3 separate regions of the Mus musculus genome follow, and regions 1 and 2 are each linked to region 3. A link is a loop called in an ENCODE intact Hi-C map of the cell type or tissue named here. Cell type or tissue: heart. All regions are shown on one strand. Each heading gives the region's core, and the rest is flanking DNA. Links, peaks and the distances in the headings are about the cores only. Region 1 overlaps Fyn (Fyn proto-oncogene). Region 2 overlaps Fyn (Fyn proto-oncogene). Region 3 holds the start of Gm31562 (a long non-coding RNA gene).

Region 1 (9,885 bases), core at 3,079-8,078, 220 kb after region 3:
CAGGTGGTCTGTTTTGTGGGCTTCTGAGAATGGAGAAAGGAGGGCAGCGTAGCAAATCCACCTTCCCCGTCCGGGTGAAACAGTCTTGGCACTCTCAGCTGAGGCCGTGGGCAGACTGCTGTGGACGAATCTCTGAGGCGCAAGCGTTTCCCAGATTCTCATTCCTCGTTATGACTCAAGAAATGTAAGACTCTTAAAGCTACAGCTTGTGAATATTTTGAGATGGCCAAGATTCTCCCTCTCCTTTAGGCCATATCATCGTGAAAGATAAATGCAATGAGGAATAAAAACAGTGGTTCTCATCTGAGGTCAGTGCGCCTTCCAGGCGGTGTTTGGTGATGTCAAGGATGCTGCTAAATGCCCTGCAGTATTAGAACTACACATGTGCACACACCCCACAAATGACCTCAGATGTCAGTGGTACTGAAACTGAGAAACTGATGATAGAGCCAGTAAAAATACTGAAAGTGCCTGTTTTGAGAGTTTAGATTTTACAATACTTTAATATCTAACTACACACACATACACCTGAAAAGGGCTCAGAATACACAGGCCTGAGATGGCTCTCAAGAACCAGCCTCCTTCATTACCCCTGGCTCCAAGAAAAGCAGATGTAAATGAATTCAGACAGACAGATCCTTCTGAATGATGGGCCACAAGAGAAGAGAGGTTCTCACAGCCAGGCCTCAGCATCTGCAGAGAAGAGGCAGTCTCCTGCTGCAGGCCCCAGCTTCCTCAGCTGAGTTTGTCTTTAGTTGAAATGGTGTCGCCATCTGGGCTGGTCCTTCATTTTGAGTCAAGGATGGATAGTGATTCTGGGGGATGAAGGTGTGCTGAGAGAGGGGACAGGTCTCGGTACAGTTGATTGAGATCAAGTATTTTGAGACACGGGGCTGTTTATTTGTACCCACTTGCCATGACACCACAGTCTGGCTTAAGTGTGGATTGCTAAGCACTTCTGTAGCCCAATATGGCTGCATTTGCTGAAGCTGGGAGATTAAAGCAACATATGTCAAACTGTGATGCAGAACAATTCTCTTGAAAAGACTTTACTTAATTATGGGCCTATTTTGGGAGGGTAACTGTGCTTTTTGTGTGGTGTATTTTAGGTTACACTCACCCAGCTTCCAGGCCAGAAAGGGCGTGGCATATGCTGAGGACATAAATATGTTCTTACGAAAGCTCTGCTGTGATGTTCTTTCGCCTTTATGATCCTTGATTCCTTTCTTGTATTTTTTGCTCTCTCATGAATGAGGTGGAAATGTGTTCAACAAAGGCAGACAAGAAAGCCTTGCTTCAGATGGCCAGGCCCAGGGATGTGGGGACTCTTTGTTGTCAGTTCTTGTCTTTAAGATGAAGAGATCTTGGAGCAGTGTACAGAAGTGTCCAAGATAAATGGTTGAGAGAGGCTGTAAAAGACACTGTGCTTTACATGGGACAAGTGTCTGTATGGCTTCAGGTCCAGACCCCTGCCATGGGTCACACCAGAACATCATTGTCCTGCCCTGGTGGCCTGTGATCTGCAGTGAGCATCTGCTTTCTCTCTTCTTCTAGACACATGACTCTGATGAGCTCCGCCTCCTGTCCACAGCCTTTCGTGGCCTCATTGCTCTGCCTGTACAGAAGGTTCCCAGCCTTAAAGGAGAAGCTGGGTATTTCTGCCCAGTCAGCATTTTCCAGGCCTAATTAAAAATGATTGATAAAGGGAGAAACCACATTGCATAAGGAAATCAGCTTGTCATTTAAATGGTGTGGAGAAGCAGAGACATGCAGACAAAGCTCTGCAGCCCCAAGCACTGACCAGTCCTGAGGACAGAGGCGCTTCACTTACATCCTGAGTCATGAAGGCCAGAGGAGAGCAAGCATGAACCCTGAGGAGGGTGGGGGCAGCCTTTTATCAGAGGAGTTTCTGGAAAGGGACCAGGGCCAGCTTGTCTCTCGGTGGATATGTCCTGCTAAGAGGCTCTGTAGAAGGTTGGAGGCACGGAACGGAGAATCCCTGCCCCGCCTCAGCTTTGGCTCGCAGCTTACACTTCAAGAGACTGTTGTGTGTGGTGGTCTGGCACAGCCTCCAAGGTTCCCTTTCAGATGTGTAAGGAGATGTCTAAAGTTTGAAGCCCAGCCTGTATACGGGAGGGGCGGGCCATCTTCTGCCTTGTTGTGTAATCCTGATAGCCGAGGCCACCATGGCCATCTTTTTATCACTTGCTCACAAGACAGGTGCCATTTTCTCTCCAGGACAGTTTTGGCTGCATCCTGAACCAGTTTCCGTGAAGCTGCTCCAGGACCTGCCCATGGCTTTGCCATCTGCCCTCACTCCAGCACTCACGCCACAGTGTGGCTTTAATCTGTAGCGACGTGTAGAAGCCCCAACTGCTCACTGACTTAGGGGAAGTATTTTCAGAGTCAGAAGCTGTCATGTATGTTAGAAAAGACCGGGACACAAGTGGCCAGCCCTGTCTCAGCTGTGCTGGGGAGGCTGCGTATCCAGATGTCACTCGGGCTGCTCCTCCAAAGTTTATAAAGGGTTGCAATGCATTTGATCCTCCCAAGCTAGTTCTTAGATGATGGAGTCAAGTCACCAGGCAAAGTCGGAGGCTCCTGAATTTGCCTGTGTAAGGCAGGGCATTTGTAATGTGTGGGAGTGTTTGTTGTCCTCGGAAGAATTAGAGGCATTGTTGATAGGGAGTGGCGTGGGGATGCCAGTTAGCCTTCAGAGCCTGTGAAAGACAAGGCTCTGCTGCCACAGCACCTATAGCACCATGCTGAGAGGCAGGGCTAGGTGAGCAATGAACACAAGTGGAGCCAGTTGCACACTCATGATTGGGTTGAAGGCATCTAAGTCCTCACTGCTGCTTCACTGGGAACTCTAGACATGGGGTTCAGGCGGCTGTTCTGCAGATGGGGTGATGTTGCGCTATGCACCAGAACTCAGCACAGCGTGCTGTTCCTGGAACAGGTTCGCTGACACGCCATGGAGTGGCTAATCAGTCCCCTGTACCTGCCCAGCACAGGAAAATGAGACCCTTCTCTTTGAGAGAAAGATGAGTCCGGTAAGATGCTCTGGCCATAGACTTTTATCAAATCTTACCAACCGGAAACCATCCTGATAGGGTTAGAAAGATGGCTCAGTGGTTAAATGTTTCTTTGCTCTTCCTGAGGCCCCAAGTTCTGTTACTAACATCCTTCTTGGTGAGCTGACAACCAGCTGCAGCCCCAGCCTCCAAGAATAGACAGACAAACAGACACACACACACACACACACACACACACACAGAGAGAATTAAAAAAAAATAAAACTTTAAGAACTCATTCTAATAGAGATATCAGCATCTCTGATGGGTGTCCCATCCTGAGTTGTAGATTTGCCCTGAGGCTTCATCCTGCCTGGAGGATTAACACAGCCTGCTGACAGAGATCTGTGTAAAGTTCAGTTTGGGTGTCAGCCAGCAAAGAAGCTGAAACAATGGCAAGCCAGCTTGAATGAGTATGCACCAGATTCGTTAAAGCAGTAAAGTGAAATACTGAAGAGAGTGTATGGAGGGAAGATGTCCACACAGATGCTCCGGTGGGATGGTACCTGCTCACCACCACTACCTTCTGTGTTTGGAGGTGGCAGTAGTAGTTGTTTTATTTTCTTTCTGCCTTCCTTCACTAACTTTTAATATTTTATTTTATTTTTACTTTATTTAACTGTGTATTTTTCTGTGACTGTATGGGGTTTATGTTACCTAAGTGCAGGTGTACAGAGATGTAGGATGCCCTGGAGCAGCTCAAGTTACAAGTGGTTGTGAACCAATTGATGTGGGTGCCAGGGACAGAACCCAGGTCCTCTGGAAGAGCAATGCATGCTCTTAACTGCTGGGCCATCTCTCCAGCACCCAAACTTTGTATTTTTGAAAAATGTCAAAACTACTGGTCAGGAGAGTAAGCAATGACACAGACACCTCTCAGTTTACTTAAAGTTACCGTTTGTTCTATGTGTAATATGTCTGCTTTATTCTCTTTCAGTTACATATAAAGGGGTAAGTGTGTGCGCGTGCGCGTGCGTGTGTGTGTGTGTGTGTGTGTGTGTGTGTGTGTGTGTTCTGCGACATCTAGAAAAGCATCTCTGTGTTCTGGTTCTAAGTATGAATCTGTGAAAATAGAGATTAAACTGTTTTCAGGAAGAATGCATCGTAAGCGATGCCTTGTGTCTAATATGATGCCACACCACAGGGCAGGTAATGTCAGCTTGTTTTCCTTCCTTGGGGCTGTGACGAAACCTTCTCTCGTCTGGTTGTGTCTGGTGTCTGCATGAGCTTTGCCTGGATCCTAGTTATTTTTGGAAGACTACCTGATAGTTTTTGCTCTCTCTTGTCTTGAATTCTCTGTACCATATGATACACATCTTCATATGTTTGATTTTTGTGGTAGTCAGCTAGATTTTATTGTAATAGCAGATTGTACTACACATTTTCTCTCTTGCCTTTAGGGATCAAAAGGGGTAACTTCTGCAGAGCGCTTCTTATAACCTAGTGTCTCATGGCCTCCTTGCATGTAGGATTTCTTTTGCTTGTTTCTTACACACTTCAGATGACTGATGTAACTTGCAAAGGTCACACAGCCAGTGAAGTGGGGCTCACATCAAGCCACTTCTCTCCATCATGGCTCCATGCCCAAGATCTCCACTGGCTGTTTCCCATTGTGCAGTACCTGCCTCAGGCTGCAGATGCTGCCAGTCTGGGAAGGTCCCCAAACTGCTGGGGAGATGCAAGACCCTCACTTTTGAAAGGAGCAGATGGTGTTAGAGTTCAGATGAGCAGCTGGAAGTCTGGGTCTGGGCGTGCCCTGTCCTGACTTAGGTATTCATCAGCAGTCGGCTGTTGGTGTGAAGTTGGGCCCAGCACTGCTGCTGGCTGAGGCGGCCTGATGGCGGGGCCGTGTTTAGGAACTGGATGCTCCTTTGTCCTTTGAGTGTTTGCTCCTCACAGGTTCTTCTCTGCCTAAGGAACTGTTATCCTGCAGTAAAACTGTATCACTGCCGTGATTTACAGGCTACAAAAGCATTATTTAACTGGATTATTTAATACTCCAAGGCATTGGATTTCCTTAAATCAAAGCCTTAGAGTTCTGATTAGTTGATTAAAAGCACAGAAGTAGATATTTCTTATGTCTCCTTTAAATGGCACTTCCCTCTGAGTATCATAGGATTTTCCTTTTCAAGCTGTCCTGTATTTGCCCATTTTGTGCTCACTTGTCTTCCGTGTGTATCAGTGTGTACACAGCATAGGGAACTCTGTAGCCTGTACTCAGGAAGAACTAAAGCAGAGTGAGCACAGAAACAGCTTCCAGGAGGGGCCTGGCTGCGGACAGCACTCGTGAGGTCCAGCCTGCTTTCTCTAGAGTTGCGCTGGTTTGGAGGGCAGCAGCAGCAGTGCAGACTGAGAGCTTCCGTCACCTTCCTTCGTGTGTGAGAACTCCACCCTTCTCCCGGTTAACAGATTAACCACTCTAGGCGCAGAGCCGCAGCTCCCTGCCAGTTACACTTGATCATCTTGAATCTCTTGGCATTACTTCTCCTGCTTCCTGAAGGGAAAATTGCCTGCTCTCCAGTAGCAACCAGAACATGTTCCCTGGCAGGTCACCTCCTGGCTTACAGTGTTTACTCAAACCACCTGAGCCTTCCAGCCGCCATGCTCCCTCCACTGGCTTGAACTCACTAGTGCAGACTGAATCATTGTCTCAACACCAGTAAACTTGGTGCTTGTAACATGTCTTCTCTAACCCAATGTATACCCAAAATGTTGTGTGCCATGAAACCTTTAGACTACACCTTTGGAACTCTGTGTCTTTCTCTCACTTTGTGTCTTTCTCTCACTTTGAAGGAGTCACCTTTCAGGTGTGTTCATGGTGACTCCTGGCTGCATTCCTGGGCCCCATAGCAGGCCGAGGTCACAGTAGCTTGGTCTTTCACTTAAATCTCCCCAGAGAAACCTAATCAGTGCTCTCACCTCCCCCGAATCTGAGGCCACATTCTTCTCTCCTCCTTGTGCCATTTCCCCTGGCACCCTAATTACAGGGAGATGCTTCGTGAGACCATAACTGCCCGTTCAGCAGTTTGCCTCTGACCTGGCAGCCAGGGAGGCCACAGCCTGGAAATGCTGGCGCGTGCTAGAGCATAGCTCTGCTTTCTCCATGGGACTTTACACGATTCTTTTTCTTAGAAGTGCTTGATGTCATTTTTTTTTCAAGACCAAGTTGATGTGATAATTCATTCCTTCTTAATCAATAGATTCTTAAATATTTATTATCTAGTAATTTCTCAGAGAACACATAGAACACATAGGTATTGCATATTCTTTTTTTAATTAGGTATTTTGTTCATTTACATTTCCAATGCTATCCCAAAAGTCTCCCATTCCCCCACCCCCAGGTATTGCATATTCTTAAATGTCACAAATGCTTCCTTTGATGGGATGGTATTGGGAGATTTAACCTATAATCTCAGCCTGTGGAGTAATGGGTTACAGACATCTCTACCACACCCAGTTTTATGTCCCTCTTTTGTTGCTACTCTGTGTCATTGTATGTGTGTATGTGTTGTATGTATTGCATGCGTGTATGTGGGGGTGCACTCTTCATGTATAAATGTGGAGGCCCAGGGTTGGCATTGATGCTATTCTCTGTTCTCTCCGCCTCACCTTTTGAGATAGAGTCTCTCCCTGCTCATTACTTAGGCTAGCAAGCCTGGGAAGCCCAATGGCTCTTTGTCACACTTCCCAGCTTTGGGGTTACAGACGTGTGTCATGGTACCCAGCTTTTGTATGGTCGTGGGGGATCCTGACTTAGGTCTCAGTAAGCCATCTCCCCAGCTTTTCCTTTTGAATCAGTTTTTATATACTATACCACTGTATATTAAAGCAGTAGAAAGGTCAGCTTCTGTTTCTGTCAAATGCAGCTCTTTGTTGACTCCATTGTGTGACCTATTAGACCATAATCACGGTGTGGAGAGGAGGCTGGCAAAAGACTGGGACTAAGAAACCTTGAATCTATGGTGATCACCCCCACACAGACTGATTTGTAAAACCTAAGTTTCGTAGGGAAAAGATTGTCTCATGTTCTTACCTGGGGCCCAGACCCATATCGTCCACCACTCTCGGTGACACATTGGATATACCTGCAGTGCATTTTCTGAGGTCATGCAGCAGCTGAAGGAAGAGTGGCACCCACCCCAGCTGCTGTCCTGAGCTGTGCATGGGTTCTCCTGATTCCCTCAGTGGTGTGTCCTTGAGGTTGTAACTTGATGTGGCTTTTCCTCTTCCCAGAGTGCCTGCAGCCTGCCCTTCAGACTGCTGTAGTGTGAGGTGATGTGGAATCAGAGCAATGGGAAGGAAGGCCTTCTCCTTACCCGCCCTTCCCTAAAGCAGTGCTCACGGGCACAACACTCTTCTTAGTCCTGGCTTAACCCCATCTTTATTTCCTTGGGTGGCTAGCTCTTGTTCATCTCACAATGTCTTTTTAGTGGCTGTATTTGTCCCAAGTAGCCAGAGACTGTCATTGACTCTAGACAAGTGTCTCTTGGTTCCCAGGTTTAGTTTATCTCTTGAGTAAAAATGTTTCTCTTTTGCTTGCTATCCCAGTGGTTAGCTGAGGAAGGAGGAATGGGAAAGGACATGGCGAAGGCTTTGGGCAGATAAATCTGACTCAAGTGGCCCTTGACCTGGAGCCTGTCTCTGAATCTCTCTAGGGGGATAGCAGATGTCTCAGTGCCCAGTCGGTGTCCTGGGAACTGGGTCCAGTTAAGAAGAGTGTAAGAACCACTCACATGGACCCAGTTGCATCCATCACTCTTAGGGAGAATTGAGCTGTGGGCAGCCTGTACCTTGACAGACTTGTCCTAAACTCTGTGCATATAAACAACTTCAACATTTTTCAAGCTTTTAACATCTGCCACCATGGAAGATATTTTATCTATCAAATCCCCTGGAGGCTGCTGATAGAGTGTATGGTTGGTACTGCCCTGGGAAATCACATGGTACAGAGAGATTTATTTAATGGATAAAAATAATATCCTGTAATCACTGTGTGTGAGGAAACTTGTGATAGGAATGTACCTGGAAAGCAGAGTGGGAGCAGGAGATGCACAAACACAGACACACACTCACTCACCACACACACAAATACACACCCACATTTACACACACACACAAATACACATCCACATTTACACACACACACAAATATACTCCCACATTTACATACTCACACAGCATACACAAATATGCACCCACATTTACACACTCACAGTATACACAAATATACACACAAGCACACACTCACACACCACACACAAATATACACCCACATGTACACACATACAAGCACACACTCACACACCACACACAAGTACATACCCACACTCACACACCACACACACAAATACACACCCACATTTATACACAAGCGCACACTCACACACACCACACACACACCTACACACATTGGTACCATCAGGAAGTATTCACAGAGAAACCCTAGAGCCGGGCTGCTAAGGCACCAGAAGGTGAAGAGCACGCCACCATTTTACCTTAGGAGCGTTAATTGTTATTGCTAACCTGATTTTCATCTCCATATATCTTTAGGCTTTAGAAAAGCCATGGGCAAAAAGATAAAATGTTATTGTGTCTGTCATTCATTGATCACAGACGGCAGCGTTGTACTTGCATGGGTACTGGAAGCTCATGGTATAAATCAGGTTTTCCTCACAAGATGCAGTGAAAGGTGCTGTCCTGTGCCCAGAGGAGGGTGTGTGAGGGCTGATCTGTCGCCCAGAAGGCCTGCTGCTTCTCTCGTGGTTCATTCTTAGAAGAGGCCTGCTGCAGCAGGTTCTGCTCCTTCTGCTACCTCTTGCTCCCTCTCTCTCCCTGGGATCACTCTCCACAGAAGCCAGGCAGAACTGTGAGCTCAAACAAACCTCTCTGCTCCGTAAGTGACCCATTCTGTTACTATAGCAGAAGATGAGCACATGCTGAGCCTGCACTGAAAATACAGTCGGTGTGGTCAGTACCCCTCCCATCCACCACTCTTCTATACATTTCTGTAGCTGTCTGTCCAAATTACCCTTGTTGGTTCTTTGATTCTATAGAGCAGTGGTTCGCAACCTTCCTAATACTGTGACCCTCTAATACAGTTCCTTGTGTTGTGGTGACCCCCCAACCATAAAATTATTTTATTGCTACTTGATAGCTGAAATGATGCTGCTGTTAATGAATTGTCATATGACTATCTGATGTGCAACCTTGTGGGGTTGAGACGCACACAGGTTGAGACTCTGCCACAGGGCATGACAGGGACATTTCACCTTGACCCTAGGTTGTGCTCTAGTGGAGAAGGACATCAAGAGCCAGTCCAGTCACAACTGCTGTGTTTAAAAGGCTGATTTCTGAGGTGGCCTGTGGCCTAGAAGCCTTATGGTTAATTTCTCTATTTCTCAAATCTAAAAGCAATACTAATTTCCTATCTTCATTCTGTGGGGTGGGGGTGACAACCAGGAGCTAGCTTGCTTTTTTTGTTTGTTTTGTTTTTGTTTTTGTTTTCTGAAACAGGGTTTCTCTGTGTAGCCCTGACAGTCCTGGAAATTCTCCCTAGACCAGGCTGGCCCCAAACTGATGAAGATCTACCTGCCTCTGCCTCCCGAATGCTGAGATTAAAAGCCTGTGCCATCACAACTTGTCAAAAGAATTATTTATTCATCTATTTTATGTATATGAGTGCTATATCTATATGTGTACCTGCTTGGCAGAAGAGGGCATCAGATCCCATATAGATGGTCATGAGCCATCATATGGTTACCTGGAATTGAACTCAGGTCCTCTGAAAGAGCAGCCAGTGCTCCTCACAGCT
Region 2 (9,885 bases), core at 2,978-7,977, 210 kb after region 3:
CCTAGAAATAAACTGCCCGAAAAGGTCAATCTGGCTAGCGTTCTACACACCAGGGCTCCTTGAGACTGTTGTATTGAATGTGTGTGTGTGTGTGTGTGTGTGTGTGTGTGTGTGTGTGTGTGTGATGAAAACAGCTAATTCTGACCAGAAGACTAAGAACAGGTTATTCCCAAAACCTACGTCCACAACTCCCTCCCTCTGAAGCTGGCTGCTCTGAGGTCAGCCAGTAACTGCTTGCTGCTAACTCTCAGGATGTGAACATGTGCCTGTGTGAACACTCGAAGCACCTGGAAATTCAGAGGCCTGGGTGGAGTTCTAAGAGCCATTTCAGTACCAGAGACCACGCCTTGGAAATAGTCACCTATACACACGCTGCTATGAGAAAGGAATGGGCTGGTCTCATACAGTGATGCTGGAAGGACATCTTGAGTGTTTTCTGTGTAACTTAGGCCAAAAATGCCCTCTTTCAAGATTTGTCCTTCTAGGATAGTGTAGGCTGTAAATCCAAGGTTCCAGAAAATATTTTTGATGTGCATGAAGTTTGCCTTGAATAGCCAAATTTTACTTAAAATTATCAATTAAGATAAAATTAAAATAGCTGTGTTACTGTACTGAAACTGTCTGCTGTGCACCATCTGAACATGCAGTATGAAATGTCTGCACCTTGATAATCATCTTAAGTGAATAAAACCCCTAATTTAATGAAATGCCACTTTGAAGCTTTTAGCACTATAAATCTTTGAATTATCTTATCTTGTTTAAATTAATTTGCAGTGTTGCTTAGCTTTCAGCACTTAGGAAAGTTCTGTTTTTGTTTCTGATTTCCTTGGGATAATGCCAGGAGTACTAGTTTTTTTTTTTTTTAATGGAAGTTTAGCATTCTTGCATAAAAAATGCAAAAGTCATTAAGCACATTGAGGAGGAATTTTTCAGGAGAGCTCACCTGTTAGCAGCAGCCAGGTGGAAAAGGAATGAACTCAAATACTGGAAACTCCTAGGCCCCTGTGGTCTTCAGCAGAGAACGCCCACCAAGTGCAGTTAGGAATGGTGTTCTTAAATAATAAAGGTTGGGCTTTATCTATCAGAACACTTCCATGAATAGCACAAGTCCTTGGTGTTTTTTTTTTTTGTTTGTTTTTTTGTTTTGTTTTTTTTTTTTTTTTTTGTTTTTCGAGACAGGGTTTCTCTGTGTAGCCCTGGCTGTCCTGGAACTCACTTTGTAGACCAGGCTGGCCTCGAACTCAGAAATCCGCCTGCCTCTGCCTCCCAAGTGCTGGGATTAAAGGCGTGCGCCACCACGCCCGGCTACCCATGCCCTTGTTAAAGCTGGAGATCATCCATTCCCGCGGCCGTATGACCCACGTTGTATGTCAGAACTCATTCAGCTGTACCACAGAAGGACTTTTACGTTGTCCCCAGTGTGAAACTATTGCTAGTGCCCTCAGTGGGCAAGCAAATGCAGTATTCTGCAGGACGTATGTACTCCTGGGGGTCAAAGTCCTGAGATGTGTCTGTTCACTCTCTGAGCATGCGCACCTGCAGTGAACAAGAAGACTGCCTGTGAACAAACACTATTTCCTCACCGGCCTTTCCTTGTGCCTGTCCTGGTTACATCAGCCGGTCTGAGCAGGGCCTGTTGCTGTCGTGATCTTAATTTGCTTTCCTTTTATGGTTAAACTAAAATATTTGAAGTGTGTTGGCTGTTTCCCATGTTTTCCTTCTCAACTCTTTGCCCGTTTCCTTGGGTTTTCTTCAGCGATGTGTAGACTTAGCTGTCAGATAGCTGCACTATTACTACCTCTTCCTCGTCTTCTGATTCTGATGATGTCATTTCATAAAGGGATTCTTAATTTCACTATAATTCAAATTATGATATTTTCCTTTTTGCCCAGTATGTTTTTTGTGTGTTCTGGTTTAAAACTTTGCCTGTTGAAAAATGTGAAGGTGTTGTTTTCTGAAACCCCTTTTTTTGATTTTTTTTCTTAATTCTGCCATTCATCTAGAACTAATTTTCTTTTTCTTTTAGAGACTTAATTATTTATTTTAGGTATATGAGTACACTGTCACTGTCTTCACACACACCAGGAGAGGGCATCAGATCCTATTACAGATAGTTGTAAGCCACCATGTGGTTGCTGGGAATTGAACTCAGGACCTCTTTAGAGCAGTCAGGGCTCTTAACTGCTGAGCCATCTCTCTAGCCCCTAGAACTAATTTTCATACAGTCTTCTTCAAGATACTGATGTTATGTGTACTCCCTTCCTGGGACTGTTGTAACAGGGACAACCAGACCTATGGCCTGAGCAACAGAAATGGATCCTCTCAGACATGTCCTCTGGAGGCCAGAGCCAGCGCTCAGGCTTGGCAGGGAGAGTCCTCTGCTGGCTGCTGGGGACAGGCAGTTCTTGGTTTCCAGCTGCATTGCTCTGGTCCTTGTCTTTCTTCCTTAGCACGTGATCATCTTCTCTGGGGTCTCCTTGTGTCTCTTCTTGTTTTAGGTAAAATAAATAAATAAATAAATCCCGCTGGCTCCAGCTCTCACTGTTACTCTACGTAACTTCGTCTCTATATCTACAAGGGAGGTGTAGATGTAATTTCCAATTAAGGCCACTTTGTGAAGTCCTTGTAGGTCAGGACTTCAGCATATCTTTTGGGAAGGTACAATTCAACTTAATTCCTTCGGTGAACTCGGAACTATGTGCTGACATTCAGTCATGCCTACATTGACTCGGTGTCTGTCTGTCTTGGACTGTTGTGTTCTATTGGTCTGGCTCTCCTGTACCATGGTTTTTATAGAGAATATCCATATCTGATAAAGCCTTGTTTGCTTTTTCAGACTTTTTCTTGCTTTTTGTCCTTTACATTTCCTGATAATTTCTATTTACTGATTACTTTCGGGGGGGGGCACTAGTTATCTTTTTATTTAAAATTAAAGATTGAATTTGTGAGAGAATTGATGTCTACAAGTCCATGTACCACAGTCCTTCAGTCCGGGGTTGAGCAGCGAGCTCCTGAGCCACAGAGCCATCTCCTGGTGCTGGGAATGGGCTGTCTTTTGATGGAGGTTTGTTAACAGCACAAGGGAGAGAAGGGCATTTTCTTCTTTGTATTCAGTCATTAAGGATTTTCTCCAAGTTTACTAAGCTTAACTGCACTTAAATCAGTCTCCCTGACTCCAGACCAGAGCTGGGCAAATAAAATGAACACCAGAGAAATCCTGTTTTATGGGAGGTGTGTTGGTTTAAAACACTGTGTCCTCAGGGGTGGTAAAAACAGGTTCTGGATAAATTTGACAAGATGTTGGCTCATCAGTGCTGTAACTAAGAACCTTAACCTGGGCTCTGAGATTCAAGGCTAAGACTTGGGTACTGGCTCAAGGAGGAAGCAGAGCCCTAATTGTCAGTGCCCTTAGCACGCTGGGCCTGGCAGATGGGATCTAAAGAAACCTGGCCTGCTGCACTTCTGCCTCATAATGACAAGTTAGTATAAGCCTTAGAAGTGTACGTGTGAGCATGGGTGTGCATTTATGAGTGCCTATACATACAAGTATGTGTGTACATGTTAAGCTGAATGTGTGTGTGTTGTGTGCGCATGTATGTGAGTGTGCATGTTTGTGTGTATTTATGAGTGTGTATGAGTAAATTTGACCATGCGACTCTATATAAAGGTGTGTGTGTGTGTGTGTTAGTGTGTGTGTGTGTGTGTGTACACTGGGTATGTGAGAAACACTCTGGGTTCTGGTACTAAAAACTAATTTTTAAATGCTAAGACACTCTTTAGCAATCTTGTCCATTCTCAAGCTTGATGCAGTCAAGGCCTACATCTCAGGTTTGTGTGATTCACTGTTAACCTGCCTTCTGGGCTAGAAGTAAAATTACACAGAAGTGCATTTCCCCAGCCTTGCCTGGAGCCCTCGGGTTAGACTGGGAGCCGGGGTGGGAGGTGGGCATCACAGCAATGCAGTGTTTCTAATCCAGACTAGATTGCAGGTCCTAGAAACAGCCTTACATAAATGGGCAACTCAGAAACAATTCATGTTTGCTATAAAAAACAGTATTTGCTTTGTTTTCTCACTCTATCTGCTGCCTGAGGTGATTTCACAACTGGGCAGAAAGATAGGATTATGGCACTAATCCTAATGAGTTCATCTTAATGAGTTAGAGGCTCAGAGTCAACCCCACACTAGACAGTCAACTCACTGTTCTAGTGACAATCCCAAATGAGTGGGGTACCCTTGATTTATAGGTTTCATTGTAGTAATAATAAAGATATGAACTTATGTTGGTAATGGTATTGCTGGGACGTTGCTTTGGTGGTGGCAATTGCACCCCCTAGGCTCAGCTACCCATTTGCCTACAGTCCATGCCTCAGTGCCCATGAGCCCCCAATCTAATTTCAGAGCCACAATCTCAGGAATCTACACTTAGCCTCTTAGGAGCCAAGAATGAACTCTTGGCTGGTTCTGGGATGCCTTGCACACAGTGAACCTCTGCCCTGCCCGTGCTTTCCTTGCACACAAGTGAGCCTCTGCAGTGTCTTCCTAGTGCTCAAAATAAAAGGAGCAGCCAGCTTTTGAAGTTTGACTTTGACATTCCCTTAGTCTGTGTTTGGTCAGTACTTCCTTCCTGCTGGCCTAGTACCTCCTATGCTGTTCTCCACTCTGTCTTCCTCATCTTCATCTTCCTCTTCCCCTTCCTCCCCTTCCTCCCCTTCCTCCCCCTCCTCCCTTTGCTGTTTGCTTCTACTCCAGCAAATCATAAAACCACAGCCTTGCTTGAGGCCATATAGCTTTCTGGAGGGAAAGCAGAATTGGCAGGCGGGGCTAGCCCATAGGTCAGTGAGGCCTTCCCAGAGTACCCTGTTAGTCAGCCCCCGACTCCACCCAAAAGGAGGAGGGAAGTCTGCAGTCACTCAGAGTGGGTATGGTTCACTAGCAAACCGTCCTGGCTCTGGCGGTGGGTGAAGCTTTGTTTGTATGGTGCTTGTTCAGTGTGTCAGTGGACCACTCAGAGCTCTCATCTTTGGACCATTTGGCTATAGGTCTTCAGAGAATATTGTGCTGAGGAGGTGGAGTTGGGGCTGAGTTTTAAATCTCTTGTTACTGTGCTCAAAAGATGCCAGCTCTACACATGACAGCAGTAGCCACAGGGGAGTGGAGAAGGCAGGGAAGGGCTCACCACCTCTCTCAGACCTTATTCTTTGCTTGTGTTCAACCTTATAAATAATAGGTACTTGGGTTGGTTTTTTGTTTTGTTTTGTTTTGTTTTTTATTCACTGATTTTGTTTTATCTTGAGACAGGGTCTAGCAATGTGTAGCCCAAGCTGGCATCATCTTGTAATCCTCCTGCCTTAGCCTCCCAGGTTTTGAGATTACAGGTGTGTGTCATCATACCTGGTAGTCATGGACTTTCTAATAGTGTCATTGATTCAACAGTCCGGGATGGACGTGACTCAGTGACCGTGTGGGACAGAGTCTGGTTTCTGGCTGGCAGCTTCGTAACCCCCATTCCTTGTCGGTATTTTTGGAGAGCATTCCACTATATGACAAACTGATCAACCCCTTGCAACGTTCATTGAGACCCAGTCATTTATTCAGCCAGTCAACAAATATTTTTGAGTGCTCACTGCATAGTAGGCTCCCTGGAGAGACTGTTGTGCGTGTGTGCACGAGTGTTGACATAGCAGCCAAAGCGCTGGGTTAGCAGCCTGGCTAAAATGCCCATCTCTGCTGCCCTCTGCTTAGAAGGCCTCTCACAAGCTTCTTAGCCACAGTAAAACATTTCTCACTTTTGAAGTATGGGTCTAGGCTATAAATCCTTCCCAGATGACAGGTTGTAGTTGGGACCTAAGCAGCCTGTGCCCTAAATATTCATATATACAGTAAGGCGGGAGAGAAGCCAGAGACAGGAAGTAGCAGGAGCTCCCGTGAGACACTCTCTTAGTCCCATGCCAGGATCTGCACAAGCACTGGGACACAGCAGTGACCAAGGAGAGGTCCTGCCTTCCAGCTGAAGGTAGCGGATGAGGCGCAAGCCAGAATGGCAGCAGGGCAGCTTGAATTGATGGCACAGGATGCTGCTGGGACTGGGGAAATTGGAAGTAGGGAAGCGGGCAGGGAAGGGAAAGCAGAAAGGGTCTGAGAGGTGGGCAGCTGCGGCAGAAGCTGTGAGGGAGGCAGATAGCAGCGTCTCACTGCCTGACAGAAGACTCGTTCTCAGCAGGCCACCACAACAGACACAGAATCAGGTAAATCCCAGCATAGGCCTCTCCCCAATGGGGCTGACAAGCAAGGAAACACCAGAGTTGTCTGTGGGACACTCCCGACCTCCACAACTATACACAACTCCTACATGGGAATCAAAATGACACTGAAGCCACATGTGGCTCTGTGTAATGGCCAGTCTGCTTGCTTTCCTCAGAAATCTGGGTCTTTACTGAGACCCAGCAACATGTGAAAGGGTATAAATGCCTGCAGAGGATACAGCCCTCAGATCTTTTCCAGACCAGGGAGCCCACCCACCCACCCACCCACCCACCCACCCACCCACCCACCTACCGGATCCCACAAGTAATTGGAGCAGATCCAGAAGCCCCAAGCTCTTCCTTATTTACCCTTCAGTAATTACATACCTTCCCTATTGGAGGCTGGGGCTGAGCAGTTAGTCTCCTATTGTCTTTACAGGAAATGACATCCATGTGACTTCTCAGGAAGGCAACCAGTGGCCACTCTGGTTAAGATAATTTGGGAAGTGCTCAGCATATCCGCTAGCAGATTGAGTCCAGCTGAGTTGGAAGCTTCTGGAAATGCAGACACGAGACGGTCACCGTAACCAGGGCACTGCTGGGTCAGTTCCCTGAACAGAATGAAGCTCTGCAGAGTTGGACTCCTCAGAAAGGGGCGTGACCAGGGCCTTGCCACTCTCTCTCATTTATAACCTTACTCAGGATTGAGAGCTCCTCCACTCACGGAGACCTAAGCAGTGAGGAGTGCATGGGAACTCAGAGGTGCTGGGCTCATCTACACTGAGCTTGCTTCCCTGTGCTCTCCCTAGCTCCAGGACCAGCAGCATGCATCCCCAGGCTACAGCAGCAGAGCTGTGAACGTCCCAGGCATATCACTCACACACACACACACACACACACACACACACACACACACACACAAACACACACACACACACACACACACACACACACACCGGACAAAAGAGATCCTCCCAGAAGAGCAGGAAGCTCCCAGTAAGTAAACTCTTCTGTCTCGTTGGCTTATGTTGACCTGTAAGTTTATTGTTGACTCGGTCACTGGCAAGAGTCTGGGGGTCTCCACCCTGAGTATACACAGAGTATTCACAGCAGTCACCTGGGAAAGCTTGGTTTGACAACTCCTGTGAAAGGTCCTGTCAGTGGGCTAGTGTCCTGCAAAGCCCTAAACCATCCTGATGGCTCCCCTTCAGGGACTGTTGCCCTGCTCTTAAGGCACGGTGGCTGGGGAAGTGTATGCGAGGGCTCCCTTAGGAAGAAGAAATTGAGCATAACCCTGCATTGATGAGAACCATCCCTGTTCATAGTGTGTTCAGATGTCATGCACAGCCTTGGTGTTCCCTAGAAACAGAGAGTACAAAGGGGGCTATGCACTGTTGTGTGGGAGTGCCCACAAAATCAGCATTACTCCTTCACGACTGCACAAAGATGCAGAAGACAAACCACTCTTTGTTATGCGTTAGTTGTTTCTACTGGTAACTAAAAGCATATATCCAAATCCTAATGAGATGGCGATAAATGTGCTGTAGTATAAAAGAGTTATGTGCTAGGTCCAGCGCTCGTTCCTACAGTAGATAAATAGCTCAGCCTTGGGAGTTACTGGAGAGGAAGAACACACTGCCACATGGCCTGAGAGTCACTTGACATGATGTTAGATGTGGAAAATGCTGCCAGTGGTAAATTTCTGCCCAAACAGTTGGTCACTGTGCCCTGGTTACTGATGCTCATTGGAGGAAATCATTAGGCTTTCTTCACTTTGAAAAGGGATAGCTATCCTGTTTTTTGTTTGCTTTTGGCAAAAGATACCCGGTCACCCCTTGACAAAGCTGCTTGGATAAAAAGGATATGGACAAACCCTGTCTACCATGACCCTGATTCATCATAGATGCCGCAGAGCTTGGAATAAAAGATGTAGCCAGATACTAAGTTGACCTACCTGAAGTTGTCACCTCTGGTTTCATATGCAGAGACATCACTCCTGGGGCTAGTTCTTCAGTCGACCTGCCGCAGCACCACAGGGTCAGGTCTGCTTGATTGACAGGAAGTTGGATCTTGGTCTAGTTTCCAAGTGCTGCTAACTGGCCTGGCCAACATGGTTCACCATTCTATACTATGCACGACCCTGGGAGATGGAGAGATTCCTGGCTGCTCTGGACCAGCTAAGGGAGGTTGCTGGACTTGATGCTCTAGAGACGCAGGGGCCATACTTATCACGTATGCCCATGTAGGCATCCAGGGTGTTACTTGTCAGTAAATACTTGAACAGCTGGCCTGTTCCCAGAGCCCTGTCAGTCATCAGCACACATGAAGATCCACTCTCTAAAAAGAAGAGAACATTTTGTTGCCTAACTTCGGTCATTTATAATCTAAATATAGAATGTTGAGATGTCCATCTACACTTTTAGGACCTCATATGCTGCCAAAGAGATGAGCTAATATTAATATTAGCCAAGCTTGTACAATCAGTGTACTTAATCACTGATTGATTCAGATAGTATTGATGACTGCTTCCCTTACTGTGCCGGTGATAGGGGAGGGTATTAGTAAACCAGGAATAAAGAGGTAGAAATAATGTGACTCTCCCAAACTAGGAAGATCAATGAAACAATGGAAGATGATGAGATAACGAGAGTGAGGAGAGGCCTGAATCTGGTACTCTTGGCTGCAAGGACTGGGGCCATGGCTGGAGTTAACGGGTCAGGGCCCCAGTCTAGCAGGCAGGAATCTACTCTCCATTTTCCTTTACTGGGGCATTTCCTTTATTATGTAATAGATTTAGCTCTGTATAGAATAGAATATGAGTAGATTCATAAATGTTTTTATGTTATGTTACAATTAAGGACATCCTAAAATACGACTTCATTTAAGGATTCCTAAAAATGGCATTTACTTTAGATTTTTGCAGAAAATCATTGAACTATCGAAGGAAATCAATCTCAAATTTATCTATCTATTTATTTATTTGAGACACAGTCTCACTATGTAGCTGTTAAATATTTTGATAACTGAATATGGATGCAGTTTCCTCCTTTTAAACTGTGAATTTCACATGTTAATTTGAAGTACTTAAAGATATTATTCTTTAAAAAATTGGTGCACACCTTTAATTCCAGCACTTGGGAGGCAGAGGCAGGCGGACTTCTGAGTTCCAGGACAGCCAGGGCTACACAGAGAAACCCTGTCTTAAAAAAAGAAAAAAAAAATTGAACTAACAGTAACACCAACAAAAATTTCATTTAGAATTCTGAGAAACGCTATAGACTGGCCTAGATAGTCCAGAAGGGCAAAGAGCTCCTGCCTAAGAAAATACCTGGGGCCTTCTACTGTTATGGATGGGATGGGAAGAGCCTGGGAAGGCACTTGTCAAGGCCCCACCTGCTTGAGAACATGCAGAAATAAAGCCTGGACAGGCATGAGCCCAGGCTGACATTATCTCATGCGGAAACGTGTGGGTAACAAGAAGAGTCCCTGAAAAAGGTGTTCGGGGAAAATGCTTTGCAGAGCCAGGAGAGTGAGTGGAGGGGGTGGGAGGGAGGCAGTGAAGGCCGGGCATGGGTTTTCTGTAAGCAAGGCATGACGCAGACCAGATAGAATGTCAGGAGAGAAATCCCAGCCTGGGTACAG
Region 3 (9,885 bases), core at 2,422-7,421:
TAGTTCATTGTTATGTCTCCCTTTCCATTTCTGATTTTATTAATTTGGATACTGTCTCTATGCCCTCTGGTTAGTTTGGCTAAAGGTTTATCTATCTTGTTGATTTTCTCAAAAAACCATCTCCTGGTTTTGTTGATTCTTATATAGTTCTTTTTGTTTCTATTTGGTTGATTTCAGCCCTGAGTTTGATTATTTTCTGCCGTCTACTCCTCTTCAGTGAATTTGCTTCCTTTTGTTCTAGAGCTTTCAGGTGTGCCCCCAAGCTGTTACTGTAAGCTCTCTCCAGTTTCTTTTTGGAGGCACTCAGAGCTATGAGTTTTCATCTTACCATTGATGTCCCATAAGTTTTGATATGATGTGTCCTCAATTTCATTAAATTCTAAAAAGCCTTTAATTTCTTTCTTTATTTCTTCCTTAACCAAGTTATCATTGAGTAGTGTGTTGTTCAGCTTCCATGTGTATGTATGTCTTCCGTTGTTTTTGTTGGTATTTAAGACCAGCCTTAGTCCATGGTGATCTGATAGGGTACATGGGATTATTTCAATCTTCTTGTATCTGTTGAGGCCTGTTTTGTGACCAGTTATATGGTCGATTCTGGAGAAGGTACCATGGGGTGCTGAGAAGAAGGTATATTCTTTTGCTTTAGGATGAAATGTTCTATAAATATCTGTTAGATCCATTTGGTTCATAACTTCTGTTAGTTTCACTGTGTCTTCGGTTAGTTTCTGGTTCCATGATCTGTCCATTGCTGAGAATGGAGTGTTGAAGTCTCACATTATTATTGTGTGGGGAGTGATGTGTGCTTTGAGCTTTAGTAAAGTTTTTTAAATGACTGTGGGTACCCTTGCATTTGGAGCATAGATGTTCAGAACTGAGAGTTCATCTTGGTAGATTTCTACTTTGACCAGTATGAAGTGTCCTTCGTTATCCTTTTTGATAACTTTTGGTTGAAAGTTGATTTTATTCAATATTAGAATGTCTACTCCACCTTGTTTCTTGGGGGACCATTTGTTTGTAAAATTGTTTTCCAATCTTTTACTCTGAGGTAGTGTCTGTCTTTGTCACCGAGGTGCGTTTCCTGTATGCAGCAAAATGCTGGGTACTGTTTACATATCCAGTCTGTCAGTCTATGTCTTTTTATTAGGATTGAGTCTATTGATGTTAAGAGATATTAAGGAAAAGTGATTTTTACTTCATGTTATCTTTGTTGCTAGAGGTGGAATTATGTTTGTGTAGCTATATTCTTTTGGGTTTGTTTAAAGATTACTTTCTTGCTTTTTCTAGGGTATAGTTTCCCTCCTTGTCTTGATGTTTTCCATCTATTATCCTTTGTAGGACTAGATTTGTGGAAAGAGATTGTGTAAATTTGGTTTTGTCAGGGAATATTTTGATTTCTCCATCTATGATAATTGAGAGTTTTGCTGGGTAAAATAGCCTGGGCTGGCATTTGTGTTCTCTGAGGTCTATATGACATCTGCCCAGGATCTTCTGGCTTTCATAGACTCTGTTGAGAAGTCTGGTGTAATTCTGATAGGTCTGCCTTTATATGTTACTTGACCTTTTTCCCTTACTGCTTTTAATAACCTTTTTTGTTTAGTGCATTTGGTGTTTTGATTATTATGTAGCAGGAGGAATTTCTTTTCTGGTCCAGTCTATTTGGAGTTCTGTAGGCTTCTTGTATGTTCATGGGCATCTCATAATGTTTAGGGAAGTATTCTTCTATAATTTTGTTGAAGATATTTACTGGCCCTTTAAGTTGGGAATCTTTGCTCTTTTTTGTACCTACTATCCTTAGGTTTGGTCTTCTTATTGTGTCCTGGATTTCCTGGATGTTTTGGGTTAGGAGCTTTTTGCTTTTTGCATTTTATTTGACTGTTGTGTCAATGTTTTCTATGGTATCTTCTGCACCTGAGATTCTCTCTTCTATCTCGTGTATTTTGTTGGTGATGCTTGCATTTATGACTCCTGATCTCTTTCCGAGATTTTCTAACTCCAGGGTTGTCTCCCTTTGTTATTTCTTTATTGTTTCTATTCTCATTTTTAGATCTTGGATGGTTTTGTTCATTTCCTTTGCCTGTTTGATTGTGTTTTCCTGTAATTCTTTAAGGGATTTTTGTGTTTCCTCTTTAAGGGCTTCTACCTGTTTACCTGTGTTCTCCTGAATTTCTTTAAGGGAGTTAGTTATTTATGACCTTCTTAAAGTCCTCAATCACCATCATGAAAAGTGATTTTAAATCCAAATCTTGCTTTTCTGGTGTGATGGTGTTTCCAGGACTTGCTATGGTGGGAGAATTGTGTTCTGATGATGCCAAGTAACCTTAGTTTCTGTTGCTTATGTTCTTACACTTGTCTCCCACCATCTGATTATCACGAGTGCTACGTGCCTTCACTATATCTGACTGGAGCCTGTCCTTCCTGTGATCCTGGTTGTGTCAGAACTCCTGGGACTCTGAGATCCTGGTGTGACCAAGCTCCTGGAATCCTGTTAACCTTGTGATCCTGGGCGTGTTAGAGTGCCTGGGTGTGGAGCCAGTGTAACTGGCTTTGGAGTTTGCAGCCAAGGTCTGCTCAGGGCACTGGCTCAGACCAGAAGGAACCCATGCCACTGGTTGGGCTGAGTTCCTGGATGTCTGGGTTCTGCTGGTCCCAGTTACTCCCGGTGTTGGGGCAGATGTGTCCTCCTCACCTCTAATCCCATCCAGTACTATATCTCATGGCAAATATGTACAAGCAGTGACTCCAGTGCCCATCATCCACTGAATGGACTGTCAGAGACAAACAAAGCTTGCCATTAGAGTGGTGAAGATATACATTGGTAATTGATTGACTATAGATAGGTGAAAGACTATAGCCTGAGCTGACTTCAGCCTCAATCTGCAGAGGAGACTAGGAATTTTAAAGGGAGAATGGATGGGGATCAGCGGGAAGGAAAACAGAGACAAAGTAGATAAGAGATTTTCATAATCTATCATCTATAATGAAAGCCATTATAAAATTATTCAAAAACTATAAAATTATGTTTTAATATTGCTTGTGTATGCATGTATTCTGATATATACACATATGTGTGTATATGCATGTGTGGGAGCCAAAGTTGGGCATATTGGGGGTCCTTTTCAATTGTTTACCACCTTGGTTTTAGAGACAGGGTCTCTCATTGAACATAGGCATCCCCCTGTCTCAGTTCTCATGATGTCATTCTTCCAGCCTTCCTGCCCCCAGTGATGAATCTCATATAGGTGTATGTTGCCAGGCCTGCTTTAGAGTTTATGTGTGTGCTTGGGATTGGACACAGGTCCATTTGCTTTTTAAAATAGTCTTATAAGAGGAGCCTGGTCTACTCGATATTTACTGCCACTTGGCTCTTTCTTCCCACAACGATGGAGATGCAGGGGTCCTGTCTTCAGGTACCGACTGCGACAAGCATTAAGTTCTTTTAATAGCTTTGAATGTTCTAGTCAGCTTGTTTGGGAAGCCTGGGGCCGTTCATGGGGGGTGCAGCTTTTGAACTTTAGAAACTGTGTTAGTGTTTGTCCAAGTCTTTGTAGGTCAAGGTTGAGGGCTTGTCAAGAAGAGAGCCCGGAGGAGCCAGCCTGGAGTTGAGCCAAGAATCGAGTCTTTGTCAGAACAACAGTCGCTGCCGAATAGGAAGGAGTAAAGTATCCATGTAATGTATGTTTTATTTCTGACAGGTAACTTTTCATCACGCCGTGAGCTTGTGTGAGCAGTGGTGGTATGGGCTGGTTGTCCCTGAGAGCCATGGCTTTGAGCAAATGCCTAAGCCTTGTTCAAAGTATGAGGAAAGCCCAGGGGACAGGAAGTTTGTCACACACAGCTTAAAGCTACAGGAAGGCACACAGCACCTCCATTTTGAAACTTAGTTTAAAAGGCTGTTTCAAGCCCCAGCCCAGTGATCACAGCATCCACATATCAAGACTGTGTTGGCTTTAAACGTCTCTAAATTTATTCTATTATCTATGCTCTCATGCCCCAGACCTCAGACTCCTGTTCCCATCACAAATCTGTGAGGTCACAGGCCAGGAGCTGTGATTTCAGCCTTTCTCCAGTAGAATTCTCCCAGCTCCTGACAAAGTCAGAGGTCACTCTCTGCCCCCATTTTTCCTTGGGAATGAATACCATCGACAGAGCTAACTCGGCCTGGAGAGCAGACCCTGGAATATTAGGTGTGGGTGAGGCTGAGATCAGAGCTATAGAACAGGAAGAAACCTACACTAGCCACCTGCTGTTATGTGGAAGAGGTAGGGTCACGGAGAGGATTTTGTTTTCAAAGGCAACATACAGCCTCATATGGGAAAAGGGATGGCAGCCCAAGGAAGAAGCCATAATGAACTAGGGTGAACAGGCACTCTATTCCCCTATGGAGAATAGCCTTCCCAATAGCTCTCTGGGATGGCCCTGATCTTCTATCTTCCAGTGCCATGATGATTCATATCCCCCACACGCACACACCCACGCGCACATTCACGCACATATACACATGCACAATCACACTAAGAGAAGTTGATGACTATGATATCTTTGAGCCAAGCAGGAGAGCCTTTAAAAATCAAAGCCAGTGACAGGTTTGAAGGAAGGGGCAGGGGAGGCAATGTGTCGAGTATCACCTCCAAGAGTGAGTGGTGCAGATGAGGAGAACTCTTCAGACCTGGATCCCGGACTTCTCTACCAGGGAAAACAATGGGAAAGTGCCTCCTTTGTTCCTTTGGAATTCGATCAGGATTCCCATTTCATTGTGTAGTCTTTGCCAAATGCAAATTCTAAGATACCCACTAGAGGTCGCTGTTCGTTACAATCAAACCCGGCTCCCCCGTTGGGCGGGGAAGCCCGAGCCGCGTGGTCTTCACTGCAAAGCAATCTGCAGACTTCAGTGAAAGAAAATCAGCTCCCTCACTCCCCAGGGTAGGTTCGTGCTGCCTGCAAGGACATTGCTTTTCATCACAGAAGTCAAAAGAAGATACAGCAAATCATCAAAGAATGTTTTCAACACCCCCCACCCCCGCACAGTTTGACTTTTCAACGGGTTCCAATGCCTCCCCCACTGCCCTATTGTATCATTTCTTCCCAGACGACCATCAAACAATCAGACCCGAGTAGAAGCCAAGCTGAAATACTAACTATATGTTTGTTGATCGCCACTACTACCCCACACCACTGGGGCTTATTTCTTTCTCTGCTGGGCTATACCCAGAGTATAAAATAACCAAGAAACACGAGGAGACAGCAGCAGTAAAGACCCTTAGTACCTGCAGCTTCTCTCAATGGTTAGAGCTCTGAAGGTGAAGAACGAGAGTGTAGTCAAAGCTGTTATCAATGTACCAGGGCACTGCCCGGCTGCCTCCTAGTCTATCCGAGTAGGCCCTGAGAAGCTGACCACTCTCCAGTAGAAGGCCACATGTGCAAGCATATTTGGGCAGCACAAATTGGTTATCAGAGATTTTTAAGAAACAAAAACAAAACAAGACAAAACACGCACAAAGTTGGGTGGACGGAAAAGAGAATGGACCAGAGAAAAGTTGGGCAAGTGAGGTAAATAAAATCAAAACATGTCCAAAAAAACTAATGAACATTTTAAAAATGAAGTTATCTATCTTTATAAAATTACACAAGAATTAAGTAAGTGCATAGCACTTTGCATAGCATTGTAGTAGGCACTTTATATTTTTAAATTTTATTTCTACTCAAGTTGGCCTGGACAGGGGAGAGACTGGATATAGGGAGCAGTCAGGGACTATTTTCCCGCTGCCCCTCAAAACCGGAATGGACCTGAGCAACACGCACAAGACAGGCAGAAGGAAGGATGGCCAAGTGTGCAGCTCCTAGAAGAGCTTTGAAACAGCACCACTGGTCTGAGCCCAGAGCTCTCTGGACCACACTCCATCTTTCTCTCCACTTAAGACTGCAGTGCTGTGTTAATGTCCTCTCGGAATACAAGTGGGATGGCTTCCAAACCACTTGGATGCCTGTATTGGCATCACATTGGTGTCAATGGCCTGTGAAAGCCAGTTCCGAAGGCTCGGGTGAGCAAGGGGGCTGCTTCTAGACCAGTGGCTCTCAACCTCCCTAATGTGGGACCCTTTAGTACTCATGCTGCGGTGACCCCCAACTGAAAGATTATTTTTGTCACTACTTCACAACTATAATTTTGCTACTTTTATGCATTGTAATGTAAATATTTGTGTTTTCTGATGGTCTTCGGTGACCCCGGTGAAAGTGTTGTTTGACCCCCCGGGCTGAGAACCATCATTTAGACTATCCTGAGACAATGAGGCCCAGGCTTTCTTCAGTGTGGTGTTCTCTAGCATTCAAGGCTCAGGATGGCCTGTTTGCACCCTCTTGTGAGGTCCTGTGTATGTGAGAGAAACCAACTTAAGTAGAAACCTGTGACTCCAGGCCTTGTCTCACAGGGAGACATCTCTTGACACTGGCACAAAGCCCCTCAGAGTACAGGCAACCTCCCTGATGCCAGATAGCATTCTGACTGAATGGAGCTCAGATTATTCTGTGCCTGCCAAGACGTACACCTATGCTGCCTCCCAGCCCCCATGGTAGCAGGTGTCACAGAAATAAGTGGATAAATGAGCTACAGGGACACGTAAGCCGAAGGTTTTTAACAGCTGCTCAGAAATAGAGCACCTGCCTAACTGACTGGTGAGTCAATAGGGCTTTCTCTCATGGAGCCTGGAGCCGAGGGTCATGTTCAGTGTTAACCTGTCCTTTGTTGAGCAACAAAACCCATTCCTGTCAACTTTGTACAACCTTGGAATTACATCTGAATCTTAGATTTCACTCATATGACTTCTGCTCACCGCCTTATACTCTTCAGAGTCACCTTGTCTAACTAAGTCGTGCGGTCCCTCTCCATACAGTCTGCTGACTGATGATTCAAGCAGAGTTTCCTGTTTGGTTTCCTGATATTTGAACTCATCTCTTGTGCAGCATCTGGCCTAAGCTGGTTGAGGGTTCTCTACTTGAGCCACCTCAAGCAGCAGACAGCTTCACAACCTCCGATGTTCTGATGGCTTCTCTTCCTTAGGCTTCCTCCTGTCTTTCCCCTGTGCCCGAAGCCTTTCCTGATGGCATAATCAATGACCCGAACTAACTGGCTCCAACCAGTTTCCACCGTTGCCAATGCTACAAGAATGGGTGATGAACTCCCCACGCAGAGGCAGGGTGGTACACATGCGAATCTCCCAACTTTGTCCCTCACAAGTACCTTGGGAAGAACAGGCCAGAACCAGGTCTCACGGCTACTTCCCATGATTGAAGCAGAGCAGATGAGTTTCTGCATTTTAAACAGCAATTCTTGGGAAGAAAGGCCTCCACAGCCCACACATGCAAACCCACAATAGCACTTGGAAGGTTGTCATTCAGGGTAGCTGCTGTATCCCAATCTAGCTCCACAGTGGTGTCTCTCTGTCTCACGTGATGCAGCCAGGCTGAGGCCAGGATATGACCCAGGTCTTTCCACTCTTAGCATCTTCTCTTGTAACTTTCGGCTGGCTCTGCATGGGTGACTATTCAGTTCTTCACCAGGGCAGATTCCTCTCCAACCTCATCTGCGATCACGTTGCTATCATAACGTAAAGACCGACTCGTGTATAAAACTGTTCTGTGCCCCTCTGCAAAGGGCAGGTATAACCTACAATGACTTTTATATGTGCACCTATTAGCTCAGTCAGCCAGCGCTCTAATTTAGCCTGTAGGTATGAGTGAAGGTTCAACAGCATGTTCTTACAGGTGTATTGGCAGCAGCAAAACCTGTGACACCAGAAAAGGAAAAAGGGGACAAATTTAATGTGTGCATCCATCCAGATGTGAGTAAATTATGGGTTATGCTTCTCTGTATATTTGTATTTTTAACCCTGGATGAGTTTATTAGTTTATCAAAAGTGATTATAGTTTGCCCTTTTATCTACCTCTTCATAGTCCTCTTTATTAATAGTAGTTCAGTAAATACTCATATTTTGCTGGTGTTTTGTTTTGGTTTTGGACAAGGTCTAATCCTAGCCTAGGTGTTCAGTAACTCTGTTTTTAGCCCAGGCTAGCCTTGAACTCTAGGTAGACTAAGATAGCTTTGAACTTTTCTTTTTTAAGATTTATTTAATTATTATATGTAAGTACACTGTACTATCTTCAGACACACCAGAGGAGGGTGTCAGATCTCATTGCAGATGGTTGTGAGCTACCATGTGGTTGCTGGGATTTGAACTCTGGACCTCTGGAAGAGCAGTCGGTGCTCTTAACCGCTGAGCCATCTCTCCAGCCCAGCTTTGAACTTTTAATGCTCTTCCTGAGTGCTGGAATTATAGGCATGCACTACTATTGTGCCTGCTGATAACTTTTCACATAAATATTTTCTATTCTAAATCTGTTTGTTAAACAAATGTATATTGATTGTGGTGAGGTTATGAAGGTGCTGACAGTCACCTTCAGATAGGGGAGGGGAATCCTGGTGGCATCTGGGACAGCTCTCCACAGAATCCCATCTCCAGCTCTCCATCTAAGTCCCTCTGCTGTTCCGCCCACACTCACGCCACCGGAATGCGTTCACCTCTCTATCGATCTTCAGTGGGAACAGCTTCCTCCTGCTTGCTTTCCCTTTTCTCCATCTGACAGCTGAGAACCAAGAATTTCCAGTTCTCACAGGGTCTCAGAACTTTTAACCACTCAACTGCACATCACTGGGGTTGGGGGTGGGGTGTCAGTCTCCAGACCTAAAACCTGACCTGTCTGCTTGTAAGTTTCTCAGCAGCTGCAACTGAGCACAGTTCCCCTCCCTGTCCCCATGCAAACGGGGCTGTTCACCTTATAGAGAGAGTTCAGACCACTGATGTTTTTTTCTGTTTTGTTCTTAATGTTTCTTACCCTAGATACTTTTTACTATGAAATACTTATTTTTTTTAGGCATGAAGGTCAATGCCGGCCAGATGTTCTCATCACACAGGTTAAGTTCTCCAGAGCACTTAATGCAAATGTGCGAGGTTTGTGGAGCACCGAAGGAGTCTGTAGGCAGGGTTGTCTATACCCACCCTCACTTGTGAGCTGCCGGCACACACACATGCCGAATGCCATGCTACCTCCTCAGAGCCTCGTATGACATTCTGTCAGACCTGACATCTTCTGAAATGTGCCAAACTCTACAGGACCCCCTCTCCTTCCCTCAACACCTCCATACCTCTCAGAGCCCTGCACCCCTACAATGCAGATTTCCCTTGTCCTTAGAAACTGTTCAGACACTGGGCCACCAACCAGACAGCATACACCAGCTGATATGAGGCCACCAACACATATACAGCAGAGGACTGCCTGGTCTGGCCTCAGTGAGAGAGGATGCACCTAACCCTGAGGACTTGAGGCCCCAGGGAGTGGGGAGGTCTGACGGGGTGGAGGTGGGGGAGTGGTGACAACCTTTTGGAGACAGAGAAGGAGGTATAGGATGAGGAACAGTCAGAGGGCAGACTGGGAGGGGAATTAGGGCTGGACTGTATAAAAAGATTAAGGAATAAAAAAATTTAAAAATAAAAAAAAGAAAAACAGAGTAAGCTGTCTCACTCACAGAATGTATAGCGTGACTGAGCAGGCTCAGGGATCTCTTGGGAAAAACAAAGGTGAGCTGAAGTGCTCTGTGCAGATTTTCACTCTGCCAATCCTCCAAATCCTCCTGTTTCCCTTTTCTTCCCTCCCCCATCCCAGGTTAGATATCAGCCTGTGACCTACTGACCTACCTACCACAGGAGGATCCTGGAGGCCTGAGAGTCTGGGTGTATGGGGAAGACAGCAGCCTCTTTCCCCTGGCTCTTTTCCATCCCAACTGCACAGGCATTCTGCTCAACCTGAACCTGCTTGATAACCGCCTTTCTCTAG

Evidence for each region. Hi-C counts contacts between places; a loop is a spot of excess contacts. Peaks named below come from ENCODE experiments on the same cell type or tissue, not always from the same donor. Only the 100,000 strongest peaks of a DNase experiment are listed, where the experiment ranks them.
Region 1: a loop joins it to region 3, with 2.2 times the contacts of the local background. A loop is called at or near these places in 5 of 42 quality-filtered maps.
Region 2: it touches region 3 in a loop (3-fold over the local background); 9 of 42 quality-filtered maps call a loop at or near these places.

What each region holds. Positions count from the first base shown.
Region 1 is chr10:39,457,355-39,467,239 of GRCm38, forward strand. All of the region lies in intron 3 of Fyn (Fyn proto-oncogene), which reads left to right. Among named protein-coding and RNA genes, the nearest start is that of Fyn, 92 kb to the left of the region's middle. In heart, for the core only: a CTCF peak has its summit at 5,693; a DNase peak (open chromatin) is centred at 5,557.
Region 2 is chr10:39,444,533-39,454,417 of GRCm38, forward strand. The region is part of intron 2 of Fyn (Fyn proto-oncogene); the gene reads left to right. Among named protein-coding and RNA genes, the nearest start is that of Fyn, 80 kb to the left of the region's middle. In heart, for the core only: no CTCF peak of the experiment used is centred there; DNase peaks (open chromatin) are centred at 4,919, 6,058 and 6,769; H3K27ac peaks cover 1,779 bases.
Region 3 is chr10:39,235,233-39,245,117 of GRCm38, forward strand. Gm31562 (a long non-coding RNA gene) reads left to right here and starts at 9,579. Exons shown (of 5, transcript XR_871584.3): 1 at 9,579-9,885. In heart, for the core only: a CTCF peak has its summit at 4,794 (motif pointing right); DNase peaks (open chromatin) are centred at 2,529 and 4,739; H3K4me3 peaks cover 627 bases; H3K27ac peaks cover 1,440 bases.